Linked DNA regions of Mus musculus: region 2 is linked to region 1. The links are chromatin loops, found by intact Hi-C in ENCODE. Cell type or tissue: left cerebral cortex. All regions are shown on one strand.

Region 1 (8,000 bases):
TCAGGCCCCTGGGCCGTGTGTTGAAGATGCAGGAAGAATAGAAAGGGTCCCTTTGTATGGGGAATTTCTGACCTAGGCCCAGAGAGAGGACAGGAGGACATGGGTACAGTGGCACTGAGGGGTGGGGTGGTTCTTGTGTGTGCCATTGCTGACTGACTCATGGGCCCTGCTGGTGTCCTAGCCCAATTCTAACTCAGTCACTGGGGTGGGCCTTTCAGCTCAGGGGACTTTCATGTATCATTTCTGGCAAGGCCATCGTGGCAGTCCTAGTGGGTACCACAACTACCTTTGTACATAGCTCTCTGCAGGCCAGACATGAGTGTGTGCCCTGTCCCAGTATAGAGCAATTTGAGGAATGGAATTTCCAAATACCAGGTTCCAGCTACACTCCGAGGAGCTTGGGGACTGTCTTGTGGGACCCATGTACTGTGAGAGGCTTAGATGTCTTTTAGGATTCCACACTCTGTGAAGGGCATGAGGACTGTCTCATGTGACCCTGAACTCTGTGAAGAGCCAACTGTGTCTTCAGGGTGCCCTGTTGTGTGTGAACTCAAATGCTTTGAGGGGCTGAGGTACTGTTGATCTGGTAGATATGAGTCCCTGAAACAGGGCTAGGATCCACTGAAGCAACTGAGGCAGACCCTGTTCTGTGAGGGCAATCAAGAGCCATGAGGGTAGACACCCCATGTATCACCATTCTCTGCTGGGCCAGATGTGGCCTTTAGAAGCAATGCTGATGGATCTATGATGCTTCTGGGAAGATGGGTGGAGGCCAGCATGGCTGGGACTATGGGGACAAGATAGCAACAGGTGGTAAAGCCCAGAATGGTGCAGCCTAGTGTCTTTCTGCTTGGGTGCACTTGTGTTTGCTTTCTGTGATGGGATGTTCCCTACCCTTACAGGGAACAAGGGCCACATTTAGCTGCCCTTCACCTTCTGCACAGGGGGTCTTAGGTGTTTCTCAGTGTTATCTATATACAGCCTCTGTCAGCTGGGCAGCTTGTCCTGCTAAGTCTTGAAGCACAGTGGTGGCTGCTCAGCCACACCCTTTTATCTTGTGTCCACTTTATCTTTCCTTTATGGCTTCTAGAGACTGAGCCACAGGAAAGATCCTTTTCCTGGATTATAGAGCTCTCTGGTCCTGGCCTGAGTGTGGTGGGTGCCTTCTTCCTCAAGTTTGAGTATTCACGTGTGATACTGTCAATGGCTTTTAGGAGTCTCCAGGGAAGCATGAGGCAGGCACTGCTCTGTTCCATCCCTGCTGCTCATCCCAACGGCCCCCTTTCCCAAAACTCCATAGGACACGTGTTTTCACTGTAGACCAAATCAAACATGAGGCTTGCCTGGTAGTACCTAGTTCTCTACAGGCCACTGGAGGGTTCATACCCTACAGTGAGCTCTGTAGCAAAATTCAGGGGCACCTGGCAAATTTCTTGTTCCTTACTCCCATCCCAAAAGTCAATGCATTCAATCCAGGGCACACCTGGTACCAAGTATTAACTATGATGGCTGTGGTGCCAGCCAGCAGTGTGCCTACCTCTGGGGTTGGGATGTCACTGTGGTTTAGGCACATGTGGTTTAGGCAGCTGCTAACAGACAGTAACAAGCTGTGATTGGAAGTTGTGGTCACTAGAGGGCGACTTCTCTTCTGAAGTTTTCTGGGACTTTTCAATGTGGGCCTTAGCCTATGATGTCCCCACACTTAACAGAGGTGCCAATTCCTGTACCTATGGTTCCTGGGCTTCAAGTCGGGGTCAGGGCCTCAAGTTTTTCCAGAAGCAACATCCAGCCAGTCTGCCTATTCCCTAGTTGGTTCCATGTGGCTGGAAAGATGCCACCAAATCTTAGCTGGCATCTCTCTGTGATGTGTTAGCTGATTAGCCTCAGTTTCCTGGATGACACCCCTTAGTCCCAGAGTATAATCTTTCAAGACCTGTCTGATGGAGCTCTTAGATATGGTTGGGGAATTTCACATGGCCCTTGTATTCCCTTATAGAACCAAGGTGGGGAAGAGGGCCCTGGGTTCCTTAGTTTTATGTGTGATGCTATCCCCACAGGTTCCTGTCAGAATTGTTCCCTTGCCCAGTACAGAGGTGGCTGCTACACGGATGAGGTCAAGTCTCTGGATATGTTATGAGAGGACATAGCTCCTGGTTACTGCTGAGGGGAATGGCCCAGGTTCTTTTCCAGAGAACTAGGTTTCTGTAGTTCTTAGTTTGGGACTTGGTCTGGAGAGCCTGGGCCAAAATGGCTCCTATGCTGAGAAGGGCCTGTGTGTCAGAACATTCCCCTGGGAGGCCTCCCAAGTACAAGTCTATATATGCACTTACGTGAATGTATTCACATATGCACAGACCCATGTATTCAAATGGACACATTCCTATATATAGCTGTGTCTTCAGGTAAGTGTGTGTTTTGTCTGAGCATGTGTGAGAGTGTAAGTGGACATTTACATGTGTAATATCCATATTAGGCCTTGTGCTTGGTTTTGTGTATTCTTGTGCACTTGTGAATGAATGCATTGTATTGTGTATCTTCATGTGTAGCTATGTTCATGCCTACGTGTAGATGGTACTGTATGTTCATGTGTCAACACATGTTCACATGTGTGTGGGCCTGTGAATGCACCTACTCCATTTCTCATCTGGTAGCTCCAGACTTGGGGTGGTTACCCCAGTAATTTTTGGCTTAGGCTCCCTTTCCTGGTGGCTTCTGCTGCCTCCCTCAGGCCAGGCTCTTTCTGGGGCCTGCTTGCCATCTTGTGGCTACTTTTGGAATTGTGAACACAGATCCAACAACCCTAAAGCAAAGGCAGGCGTGGGTGGGACCCACCCCTCCTCCATTCCCTCAGTGTGAGCGGGTCCCCACTCCCAAGGCAGCCCCTCCCCAGTCTGTTCTGCTTCCCAGAAGTGGCTCTTTGTCCACCACTGTGAGGGCAGTGACCTCATTACCTCTTTTGTCCCCTTCTCGTTCCCTGGACCCTCCCTGCCCCACAACAGCTAAGAAGAGATTTTATAGGACAAAAACCTGAGTGTCCCAGACGCTCCCTGGGTGGTTTGGGATAATTTCCAATTTCTCCCTCATGGTCTTCAGAGTGTCACACATTTAAGCATACACCCCCCCCCATCTCCAAACCTCCCTTCCCTCCCCATCTCTCCCTCCCAACTGCCTCAGGACCTTTGCACAAACACTATATATATCCAGCAGGGTTGCTTTCCTACTATTAGGACTGACCTCCGGTCAACGCTGCACACTCCCTTCTGGAACTCCCCTCTGCTCTTTTCTGGGCAACCTGGATGTGATGATGGGCTTCTTTGAGTAGGCTCACATCTCTTTCACACTTTTCTACTATGCAGAGGGAGGCTCAACACCCCGGCTGCTCAGAGTGTATATATGGAGTAGGATACAGAACCCCCTTCTTTTTAAGTCTTGTTCCCAGGCATGCCCCCTAAGGATACAATGATACCCCTGAACCTCAGTGTCTCCAACTGTAAAGTATAGGGATGAAAGTATAGTTGGCTTTAGTCTTAACCTCCCCATTTGGCTTTGCCACATTATTTTAAAGCCTCTCTCTCCCTGCCGCCTCCTGTGTGTGTGTGTGCTCGAAATGCCCACAGAATCCAGAAGATAATGTGGCAGATCCCCTAGAGATGGAGTAACAGACGATTGTGAACAGCCCAACATGCGTACCCAACCAAACTTAGAACCTCTGCCAGCGTAGCAAGGGATCTTAACTGCTGAGCCATTGTCTGTCCCCAACTTTGCCATGTTCGTAAGCTGTATCCTCACATGCTAGCCTTTAGAGGCCATACCTTCCAGGATTTGAGCTGGCTGTGTCTAGTGGCTTACTTCAGAGTCATGACCATGGTGTTGGGGAAGCAGATGTGAGGCTGGCGTGTGTCCAGCCTGGACATATGGACCAGTGAAGAAGTGTATGGCTCAAAGGACCTTGTATATAGGGTGGTGATATTTTCCTAGAAGACATGATGATTGGTCAAAGGGTTAGGTAAGGAGGAGTTGTGTGCTGTTGCAGATGGCTCATGGCCTCCGAAAGGTGCATGTGTCCTAGGCCCACGCAGATATCATGGTTGTGGATTCCAGGCCTCTAGGGTGAGAATGGCTGTTGGAGCCTCAGGCTGGGGGACATAGTGTAGAATGCAGCTGCTACATGCTGTGGACGGGAGTTGGGTGAAAAACAAAGATGTTTATTTCAGCCTTTGAGCTAAGGACAGGGCAGCCTCTGACGAGCTGTGGAGACACCAGGTGGCGCTCTTGTAACACACATTCCAGCAGCCCTTGGGCCGAGCCCAGAGTGCCGAGCGCGGGAGCCCAAACCACAGCCCGCGGTGCCCCACGGGGGCCCAGGGCAAGGGAGCTCTGTGAGGGATTCTGGGAGCACATTGGGTAAATGGTGGAGAAGAAGTCACGCGAGGCTGTGTTCCCCAACCCCAGCGCCGGTACTCCTGCCTCAGCGCCTGGCTTTCGTGGTGCCAGAGCCCTGTTATCTCAGCCAGGGCCAAGGAAGCCAGGCGGCCTCCGAGGGATTAAGCATTCTGCTGAGCCAGGCATATTCTGTGGGTCTGAAAAGCTGTTCTTGGAGAAAACTGGGCCCTGCCAGGCCAGGGTCTGGCTAGAACTTTGATCAGGGGTGTTATAGGTGTGCTTGGCCTTGAAACTTGTTTGTGGCCCCAAGGAGGACACCCCCCCTCCCGCCGCCCAGCCCCCAATCCGGCCTCTGAATCTAGAGCAAGCTGTATGTACATCTGTAGACGTGGCGCACATGTGTGTGCACGCCGTGTACGTGCAAGTCTGCTGAATGTGCATGCACGCCGCCAAACCCACCCACCCCTCCTTGCAATAGGAGACCCTGGCCAGGCCCAGGTGCAGGGCTGTTTTTTGTCTCTCAAACCCCAGCTTGTTTTCAAATCCCACACAAAGACAGCTGCATTGAAAAAGTCCTAGCACACACTCCAGCTCCGTGAGCCCCACAGCCCGCATACCAGGGAACTGTCCCGCCATGCCTGCGGTTAAAACCCGTGAGCCGCGCGGCCGGAGGCCTGGGGGATGAGGTCATCTCTCCAGTTTCCTCCCTTACTGTGAGGCTCCCTGGCCCCGCAGGGGCGACCCACCTCCCTGCAGCTGGACCCTTCCTGGCCCGCCCTTGCTTTCTGTAACTCTCTTGGCAGGCCTCAGTTTCCCAGGGGCAAAATGAGATCCGGTGGGCTCTCTGAGCCCTTAAAACAGCCCTTGCTGGGTCCTACTTTCAAGTGGAACAGGGTCAGCTCCCCAGGTCCCAGACCCTCGTTCACACTCAGCAGGGCCTCACATGTTCTTGCATTCGTTTTCACACCCTTTCCTGCCAGTGGAGACTTTATTGGCGTTAAATTCAGCGCCTAGCTTCATGTCTTGGTGCTGTGTCTAGGTTTTGCTTTGGTTTAGTTTGTTTTCACGGTCTATCTGTTGTAGAGCTTGCTCTTAGCTCTCCATCTTCTGTTGCTTGGAGTCACAGCGGGTGTTCTGTTTTTTTGGCTGAGACACGCCTTGGGTTGTACCTAGTGTACCGTTGCTGCTTGCACTGTATTTGGCCATGTGTCCCACTGCCTGGTCTGTTGTTCTGTCTGAGATCTCTTATGGGGGCATTAATATCACACCTGTTAGCTGCACTCGTGAGAGTCAGTATGCTTACTCTATCCCTGTCCCTGAAGACTAGTTTGCAGCCGAGGGAAGAAGACTTCTGCAGGTTGAGTCACTGCTGCAGCAGCACAAGGTCAGGAGACCAGCAGGGAGCTTGAGTTTTCCACCACCAAGCCCAAGATCTGACTTCCTGTGGGGCCCCAGCCCCCTGCTTGGAGAGATCTAGTTCTCAGGGCTCTTTAGAGATGCTGTCCAGCTAACCGTGTACCCAGTAGTGTTGCCAGCTCTCTCCTGGGCTCCTGGGTCCTCTGAGGAAACATTGTGTCCCTCTCAGGACTAGAACTTACTTTCTTTCTTTCTTTTTTTTTTTTTTTTTTGTTTTTTGTTTTTTGTTTTTTGTTTTTCGAGACAGGGTTTCTCTGTATAGCCCCGGCTGTCCTGGAACTCACTTTGTAGACCAGGCTGGCCTCAAACTCAGAAATTCGCCTGCCTCTGCCTCCCAAGTGCTGGGATTAAAGGTGTGCTCCATCACTGCCCAGCTGGACCAGAACTTTCTACGTCCTCAGCACACAAGGTTCCTATTGCCCCAGCTGTCATTTTGCCACTTTAAAAGATATTCCCCACGAGATGCCCACCTTTTTTGATTGAGTTGTTTTCTCCTACATTCATTGAGGAAGAGAGTAGCTGTGAAGCTCCAACTGTGTTTCAGGCTGTGTGCTAATGGGACAAGGGCTTCAAGTTCCTACCCAGAACTCACACCTTGGGGTCCTGTAGACATGGAAGCCACATGCCATCTGCGTGTAGTCCCTGGAGGGCTGTTGGGGATAATGGAACAGACATGGGCTCAGCTCTGCTTGTAGCCCCCAGGGCATCCAGAGGCTTGGGGGACTTGGGGGTACTCTCCCGAACTGTTGGTGCCTCTCTCCAGGAAGACAGCTGCTCTGTGGCTTAGTCTAGGTGGGAGGATGTCACACCTAGTCTGGGGATGGGTGGGTGACATGGGTGAATGGATGGGGCTGGGCTGCTTCTAAGGACCTCAAGATCTCCAAGCTGTGCAAAAAAAGTCCCACTGGTTGGGCACAGAGCTTATATGTCCTGCTGGATTGCTAGAAATGCCTGCTATGTTGGGGCGCAGCAAAGCCTTTTGCCTCCTACCTGCCCAGCATCTTTCACATGCTGTTATGGTGCCCATGAGCTGGGGCAGGAACGGTGGGCGGATCCCAATATCTTCTCCATTTCAGCTGCTAGAGAATGTAGGGGTTGGCTGGAGTGCTGAAACCCTGCCTGCTAGGGGCTAAGAAGGGCATGGTAGCACATAGCCAGCAGGCTTGTGGACTCCTCTGTGGTTTGGTTGGTTGTTTTCCAAACCAGGATAGAGACTGTGTGGCCCTTAAAACCTACAGCACGTGTTTTATGGCCTTCGAGAAAGTTGTCCAATCCTCATTCTGTTCAGAAGGAGAATGTGCAGAATGGTGGTTGCTGGTATGCTTTATTTTATTGTTGTTGTTGTCGTTCTGAGACAACACCTTGTGTAGTTCAGAGTGGCTCCAAACTCAAAGAGCTCTACCTGCCCCTGCCTCCCTAGTGCTGAGATTGGAGGCATGTGCCACCACATCTGGCAACTTTGAATGGCCTTGAACTCCTGACCCTCTTGGTTTCTAATGATCCATGGACACTAAAATGGCACTTAAGTTGCAAATGTGTCTGGACCACATGGGTGTGCTGCACTGTCCCACACTGGTCTTTGCGGCTCAGGATGGCTTGTGGATACTTTGGTTTCACAGTGTCTTTCTTCTGTATTTCCATGTTGACACACACGACACTTGTTCTTAGTTCATGCCACTTCAGATGACTCTGCCTGGGGCCACTAGGTGGTTTTCTCTACTCCATCTGTGTCACTTTTCTCTCTCTTTAAATACATCTTGTGGGGCTTTCCAAAGATGCTGGGACTATGTCCCTGTCCCTTATCTTTAGAAAGTCAGTGTATGCTCCTAGAAGAAGGCGCTCTCCCTCGTTACTGTAATAGTTGGCTTTAATGGTCAACTCAACAAACCTAGGATTGCTTGGAAAGACTCCCAGTGGGGGATGGTCTGCATTGGGCTGATCTGTGGGTGTGTTTGTGGGGTAATTGTCTTAACTAAGTTAATTGATGTGGGAAGCCCACTGTGGATGGTAGGACCTCTTGGTCTGACTGGTAGGGGAGAACTGAAGCTGAGCACAAGCAAGCAAGCAAGCAAGTATGCATTCTTTGCACTCTGCTCTCGACTCTGACTGAAGTTCCCACTTGGACTTCCCCGCAACAATGGACTGTAACTTGGAATTGTAAACTGAAATACAGCTTTTCTCTTCCTTTCCTTTTATTGCTT
Region 2 (8,000 bases), 60 kb before region 1:
CTGGAAGTCCAGGGTAGGAAAGGTTAGGAAGGGGAAGCAGGAACAGAAGGCAAGAAGAAAGTCCAGGAAGGGAAGTCCACTGGGGGTGCAGGTGAAGAGGGCAGGGGGAAGAACAGGTGGAAGCAGGGAGAGAAAGACCCCACCAGGCTCTTCCCTCCACATTCCCACCGTGGTAAATAGAGGATGAAGAGGCTGCCTGCAGCATCCCTCACCCTGGCTGAGCTCAGGTCCTCTCCCACCCACCCAGGCAGGCTAGGCCCCTCAGCCCTACCCTTCACTTCAGGGACCTGTGTGGTATGCAGCTGGGTTCCCTAACCCCTGTGTTTCTTTGATGAATGTCAAAACCCCTTCCTATTCATTGTGGTCCTACTTCACCATGCCTTGGATCCTAAAGTAGGTGTCCAGCCAGGGAGGAAGAACATACTGAAGGCCCTCCCTTGGCTCCACTGTAGGTAGAGACCTGACATGACATGGGAGAGCACTTTATATACCACTTCCCAGGTCTTCATGGCTGTCCCATGTGCCCAGCTTTGGGGTGCCCACATGATAGCACTTCAGAATCTGTACTTTTTACAGTGGGATACCTGTGCACATAGGGGGCTGAGAAGGAGGGGTATAGGATGGTATAAATTATGAGGGGACTAATTCTCAGCCTCTTGTGGCTAACCTGGACAGAAGTTGAGTCAAGGTTCTCCCTACACACCGCTGGAGCCAGCATGCTTATAGTGTGACTCCCAAAGACAGTGTATCTCAAAAGATACACCTGATCCCTAGCTCCTGGTACTGTACATTGTGACCTTCTACAGAAGTTCAGGCTTTGCAGATGTGAACTGATGTTTACCTCCGATGAAGGTTCTGCAGATGACTGGCTCATTAGAATGTCTTAGTTATGGAAGCTGAAATGTTACAGATTCTCTAGCTAAATTATCTTGGGCTGTCTTCAGCACACATTTATTACCAACTTCTATTGTCAGAACATCCATCTTCCAGGCAAAAACCTTTAGCCTGTATTCTTAGCAAACCTCAAGGTTCCTTCCACCAGCCCAAATGCCAAAAATGTCATCAGACAGCATCTGAGGCCTATAGCAGAAATTGCTCCCTTAGCTGTAACCTACCTAACCTGGTTATCCCACTAATGTATTTGATAAATGCCTTGACTTACTGTTATCATTTCTGTGACAACAAAAGTTGCAAAGGTTATTGTAACCATGGTCACAGTGCAACACATCCCTTGGGGTCTCATTAGCTACATACAGTTGCTCATACTTAGCTCAGTATAAACTAAGTCTTGTTGCATTTGATGTAGGTGTAACTGGGATATGCTAAGCCATTGGGTGGAGTAGGACATGCTCTTTACCCGAGGCAGGTGTGCGGACAGAAAGGGAGAATTGCAGGTAGGACCCTCAGAGGCAGAAGAGGTAGGAAGGCTCCTCTTTGTGCCTTGTCTGGCTTGGGAAGATGTGGGGCTTCTTGGGGTCTGCTCTAGGTGCTACGCTATGACAGGGGTTTTTGTTTTGTTTTGGTTTGGTTTTTTGTGGCTTCCCTTACCCGATGAACTGCTTAGTTTTTTCTGTCGACTTGACATAAGCTAAGGTCATTTGGGAGGAGGGACATTTTATTGATTAATGATGGCTATGGGAAGATCCAGCTCACTGGAAACAGTACCACCCCTGGACAGGCTGTCCTGAGTTCTATAAGACAATCAAGTCAGGAAACCATGAAGTGCAAGCCAGTACGCAGCATGCCTTTGTGGACTTTGCTTCAGTTCCTGCCTGCACGTTTCTGCCTCCACATTCCTGCCTCTCCCCTGCCCTGGATTCCCTTCATGATGGACTGCATGGTGCAAGTGAAAATTAACCCTTTCCTATCCAAGTTGCTTTTGGCCATGGTATTTATCTCAGTGGCAGAAAGCAGACCTAGGACACCTGGGCTTCACCTTGGCCTCCAGACCAAGAGAGTCATGTCACCCTGATTTTCCAGTGTATGGCCCTATATGAAGGTAGCCACCATGGGTCACTGTGTGGTCACAGGCAAGCCCTCTCCCTTGTATCTGGTTCTTATAGCCAGGCTCAGCTCTTTGATTACTTGGGTCCCCTGCAGCCCATCCTGCCCCAGTTGTGGGAGATGTAAATTCACCTCACCCACACCAGGAGTTCACACCCAGGGCCTGTGGAGGTCAAGATTTGAATAAAGTCCTCCAGCCACAGGAATAAACAGCTGATGGTTTTCCCGTAGGAATCTGGCTAGAGTCACAGGCATGTCCCTGTGTGCTGGAACACGGACCAAAGCTGGGAGGCCTGACCCAACTGAGGTGCACTCCTGAAGTGTTAGGGACAAAAACCCAAATCCAGGAATGGATAGGCTATGGGGCCTTTCCCAGGGCTCTGAGGACAACTTTCAACTCCCAGGGCCTCCAGGCATCCCTTTGTTTAGAGCTATGTGGGCTCAGTCCCTACCTCTGTGGTCAGGGACTTATGCCTGTGTGTGTCTGTACTTTCTTCTTCCTATAAGAACCTCATAACTAGGACAGGACCCCCACCTTCCCTGCATCTCATCTACAAAGACCCCATTTCTAGACAAAGCTACTGTCTTAGGGTCAATGTGAAAAACATGCTGCTAGCAGTAAATCTCACTATTGGGAAGAGAGTTCCCAGTCACATCTGGACTTGTGCTCTGCAATAAGAGAGGTAACTCAAGCTGTATGTGTGCTCTGGCTTGAAGTATGGGAGCCATGCTGTTTGTCCTCAGTCTTTGGACTGGGAATGGGACCTCCTACTCTTCTTCCCACTTAGTTCCCAGTGGGAAAGTCATGGACAGGTTCATTTTGGCTGGGGGAGGAGTACTCTGGGGCTCCTGAGTCTCTGGAGGTTTCTTTTCCAAGGTCTAGGCCCTAGAGAGTGCCTTTCAAGATGGAGTTCAACAACGCACCCCCACTCATGGACAATGGATTAGACCCTGTAGACCAGATCACCTTGCCTTGCTTCAGTATAGACTGGATGGATGGTCCAGACTCCTGGATGCCATGGAAGGTGGAAGAAACACCCAGGAAGCACTAGGCCTTGCTCTCCCCACCAGGCTGAGGTGAAGGGGCATTTGGGCATGTGCCAGCACCAGGCAAATGTGGCCACAAAGAGGGAAGGCATGCAAATAGGATTTGCATGTGCAGGTGTCTAGGTCTAAAATGCCCCCCTTTGTTGGTGGGGTTTTTTTGCGGGGGTGGGGGGAGCTACATGACCCTGATCATTATCCTATGCCTGAATTCTGAAAGACAAAAAACAGATTCTTAATCCCAAGGCAGTGGAGACCTTGGAGGCTCTTACTAGCTGAGACGGTCACAGAAAGAGCCTGAAATAAATGTACTTCTCCGCCCCTAAGATAGGAAGAGCCCAGAGCACGACAGATCTGGCACCCAAATCCTGGGGTCCTGAACGTACTTGTCCCTAAACTCTCTGTGCCAGCTTACAGTGATATGTGGGTAAAACTAAGAAGGTCACTGCATGCATGAATTAGCATGGCACCCCTCATCCCCTTGGTGAAGAGACCTGACATTGCTGACAGAGCAGGACGTAGATACAACTATGAGGAGCTGGGTCCCCACCCCTACACCCCTCCCTCCTGCAGCCCCTGAGCTTGGGCTGAGTTTCCAAGGTGCTGCGGCTGATGTAATCTCCAAGTCTGAGGCTCACAGTTTGGATTGCCCTCCACCCAGACCCTCCCGAACAATGGGTAGCCCTTTCCCTTGCTCATGGCAGACTTGTCCTCATGATGCCATCCCTGATGGAGAACATGAGGTAGAAATGTGGCTAGAACATAGCTCCTGCTTGCCCTTCCTACCTTCTCAGCAGAGGACTGAGCGACTTTCTGGCCCCACTCCTATGCAAGCTGACCCTGGTGTGAGCTTACCTGCCCGTTCCTTCCAGATTCCTGGCATGTAGCTGCTGGTGCTGAGTGTTAGAGGCACTTACCTACTGCAGGCTGTGTTCCTCCCTCGATCCACCCACATGCCACACCCAGCACCTGGCAGCCAATGATGTCTTAGAAAGCTGGGCATGAGTGAACCTAGGGTACCACCCATCCACCAAGGGCTAGATTGGTGCCACTGGTCTGAGAGCACATCCAGGCTGGCCAAGAGCCCACTGTTACATGAAGAGGGGTTACATGAAACATGGGTCCTTTCCTCCCTGGGCTCTGCCTGGCACAGACGATGAGTACGGCCTGGGTGTCTGTACTCTAACATGAGATCAGAGGTCAGATGGGAATTCTGCTTCATTTCTCACCAAGCCTCAGTTTCTCTAGTTGAGGAAACAAGAACTGCCTTAAGGACACATGATCCATGAAAGGGTGTCTGACAAGTGGTCCCAATGATGATAGGCAAGCAGATGAACTGTCTCCTGAGGTCCCAGAAGGTCTGGAGATGTCTGCCCTGATCTGTGGTGTGCCACACTCCTGGAGAATCCTATGGTGTGAGTGAGCTGAGTACTAGCTACTTACCAGTCAGGCAGTCAGTGCCTTGGACTGCATGAGGACTGCCTCCAAATTGAGGCTCAGGGCTGTTGCTCGTGATGCTTCTCATGGCTGTGACACTGGCTTTTTTCCTGTTGATCTATCCAGCTCCTTCAACACGAAGTCCCGGTTTCTCTTCCTGTAGACCGAGATACTCATGCCAAGCTTCCAGGCGGTTGTGAATAACTGGGGAAGACCCTCATGACAGCTCTTGACAGTGTTTCTGTGAGCCCTTCCCCCAGAGACCACAGGATCTGGCTTTCATTACTTTGCCATGAACCCCAGGGGTAGGAGGATAGGGGTTGGGCAGCAGCCAAGGACCCAACATTAGCCACCAGAGGGCGCCAAGATCACAGGCAAAAACAGGACCTGGGTGGGGCAGGGAGAGGGGTCTCCCTCTGGCTTTGTCCTAAGCAAGAGGGCCACAGTTACATCACCATCTGAGCTAGCATGTCCCCTAGCATACCTGTCATGTTACCTTGACATAAGCCATGCCCATTTGATGCCCTTCTAAAATTACAAGCTGGGCTGGGGGCTCAGACCAGCTCTAGCCACTTGAGCCCTGAAGAGCAGGGACTATAAGCCTTGAGTGCTTGAGAGCTGTGGGGTACAGCTCTGGAGGAGGGTACATAGCGGGGGCCTAGGTGGAATGGCCGGATCTCAGTATAGAACAAGGCCAGAGTTCACTGGATTCTAGAAATCTAGCCTAAGTTCATGTCCACCAAGCAATCCAAAGCCTAGCCTTCCTATGTCTGAGGACTAGGTGGAGAATAGGAGTGCTTCCAGAACCCTTCCTTCATCTGCTGCTGCCCCTTTACCTCCATCTTTTGGACACTCGAAGGACTGCACCAAATATTCCCTAACCGTTCTAGGCCAATACCATATTATGGTTCTCCTTACCCACAACCTTTCATGGACCCCTGTGATCCTAATAATCAAACCCAGAAAGGCCCTGACACTTTTTCTTTTGCTCCCTTGGGGCACCACTCCTTGGAGCATCTCCTGCAGGCTTGTCACCACAGGCTCCCATGTCTTTCAAGGACCCCTTCACCCAGGCCCACACCCACACAGGGCACATCCCCTATAGCTCACTTCCCAGGCACCCCAGCAGCGTTGCTCAGTGCTGCTTTGTCATCTGAAATGACCTTTGCTTCCTCATTTGCCCATCAACAGCCACTTCCCCCATAGTTCTGCTGGACCCTGGGCAGCCCCAGCCAACCCCAAGTGCAGAATATGAAAGTATACAGAACATGTGCCCAAAGGCAGTTGTGTGCCTGAGCATGTGCATAGTCATGAGCCATATGAAGGCATAAGTGGGGTCTGGGGAGATAGCCATTTAGTGGGAAGCAGCTTCCAAACCATTCCAGGCCCTGGGCAGATAGACATTGGGCAAGGCTCAATTGCCCGTATGCTCTCATTACGAGCACTGTGATGAGGGGACAGAGAATCAAGGTGCCATGGAGGGATACCTAAATTGCCCTCAACAGCTGCTTCCCTACATTGATCACCATGGCTTGGCTGGTAGCTGTGTCTGTCTCTCTTGTGGTTGCTCTGACTGGTGCCAGGAAGATATTTCCTCTTGGGCAAGGCTGTGTTCCAGAGAGCAAGTCTCCAGCAAGGGCTGCTCCCACCCCAGTTTGTGTCCCCAGGGTAGCAGTTTTCCTTCCCACCACCTACTGTACAGTCTCACTAGCTGCCTTCCATGCCCACCTGCTCAAAAGCCACGTCTAGCATCCATGAGGGCTAGTGTTCTTTGAGGGCCAGTGTTCTTAAGTAGCCTGAACGATCTCTGAGGCTGACACCTAGGTTTGGACTGGAGCAGAAGAGGCCAAAGTCTGGCAGGCCTTCAAGTCTCCCCACCCTGCAGAATTTAACTCAAAGCCTCCCCCACTCCAGCATGCTTTTGGGAGAGAAACTACCTCCTAGGATCAGACACTAGCTCAATGGCCCTGTCCCATTCTGCCCTTAGACTCAATTCTGTCTCTGACTGCCTTCTGTGGAGAGATGCACTCTGCAGGCCCAGAAAGTCTGCATCTCCAGCATTGACACTCAGGGAATCAAGGGCCTTTCCTTCCCACAGCAATTCTAAGGCCACCAATGTTGCTCTCATGACCTTAGTACCCTCTTGGCCCAGGATTTTTTACAACGTGTTGGACTCGTGTCTGTGGTCTCTAAGTTGGAGACAATGGTCTGGGAAGAGAAAGGACAAGAGCATCACAGGCCTTACGCCTGAGCTCTGTCTATTAGTCTGACACTGGACCTGGTGCTATCCCACAGTTGTAGACCAAAGCCAGAGGGGCTGAGGGACCAACTCAGAGTTCCTGCCAGGCCTCTAATGGAAACTAATGGTTTCCTGGACCCATGGCCTGTACTTGTCTTCCATGCACACATCTGTGCCCCCTGTACATGCTGTCTATAGAATGTGTATGCTTCTACATTATGCAGAGCCGTTACAGGACCGGTAGCCAGCCTCAGTGTGGCATCAACTACCAGCCCTGAACCTGTTCCAGGTCCTGTCAGGCAATGAGGACAGTGATCATGATGAGCATTTCCTAGGATTCAATGAGGACATACCAAGGTGAGTATGCTTAGGTTAGCACCCAGGATATCTTGAAAACTGACCACATCCACCCATTCATCAATGACCCATCCACCCAGGCATCTTGTTTTATAGTGTGTGTGTGTGTGTGTGTGTATGCGTGCAGATGCATGCATGCCATATGTCATCCCTTGCCTTGCCCTGTTTGAGACAGGGTCTCTTCTTTGCCATCACATACACTAGACTTTCTGGAACTTGTGCTTCCTGGGATTCTCTTGCCTTCACCTCCCAACTTATTGTAGGAGTATTAAGATCACAGATACACACTATGTATAGTTTTATCTGGGTTCCAGGACTCTGAACTTGTCTGTATGCTTGTGTAGCAAATGTTTTATCACTGAGCCACTGTCCCTGTTCCTATGAAGGCATCTAACTGACACCCACCACCTTCTTTCTGCCTATGTCCCTACCCAGCCAAGCCTCCAGACACATTAATCTGTGTATCATCATCCATCCATCTAAGAGTTCAGCAGCCTTCTCCAGAGGAGCAGAACTCATAGAATATATACATATTAATGAGATTTATAGGGTTGCTTACATGATAGGTACCAAGTAGTCTAACAATGACCATCTACATGCTGCAGAACTAAGACCCAGTGTCTGCAGAGCCCAGGAAGTCAGTCAGCCACCTCAGTAAGCCCAGTCTGGTTCCAATCAGTCTTAGAAGATCCCTGGAGAATCACTGCTGTTCAGTTCATGTTGGAAAACCAAAGTAGCTGGAGTCTGAAGTCAACAGAGGACAGCAACAGCAGTGATGGACACACTTGCTCAGGAGGAAGAAGCAAGGGAAAGTGGCCATTGCTCTTTCCTTGGGACCTCTTTAGACCAGGATTACTTTCTGGTGTGGATCCTCCCCAATCTTAATCCTCTCAGACATGCCCAGAGACAGTTCTCCTAA

The links. A loop is a pair of places that touch in the nucleus more often than their neighbours do. Peaks named below come from ENCODE experiments on the same cell type or tissue, not always from the same donor. Only the 100,000 strongest peaks of a DNase experiment are listed, where the experiment ranks them.
Region 2: a loop joins it to region 1, with 2.3 times the contacts of the local background. A loop is called at or near these places in 12 of 42 quality-filtered maps.

Annotation. Positions count from the first base shown.
Region 1 is chr7:143,149,739-143,157,738 of GRCm38, forward strand. All of the region lies in intron 2 of Kcnq1 (potassium voltage-gated channel, subfamily Q, member 1), which reads left to right. Among named protein-coding and RNA genes, the nearest start is that of Gm28821, 13 kb to the left of the region's middle. In left cerebral cortex, CTCF peaks have their summits at 1,632 (motif pointing right), 2,759 (motif pointing left), 4,252 (motif pointing right) and 4,452; DNase peaks (open chromatin) are centred at 1,638, 2,797 and 4,287; H3K4me3 peaks cover 341 bases.
Region 2 is chr7:143,090,075-143,098,074 of GRCm38, forward strand. Trpm5 (transient receptor potential cation channel, subfamily M, member 5) reads right to left here and starts at 4,568. Exons shown (of 25, transcript NM_020277.2): 1 at 4,492-4,568. In left cerebral cortex, CTCF peaks have their summits at 4,834 (motif pointing right) and 5,033; a DNase peak (open chromatin) is centred at 4,834.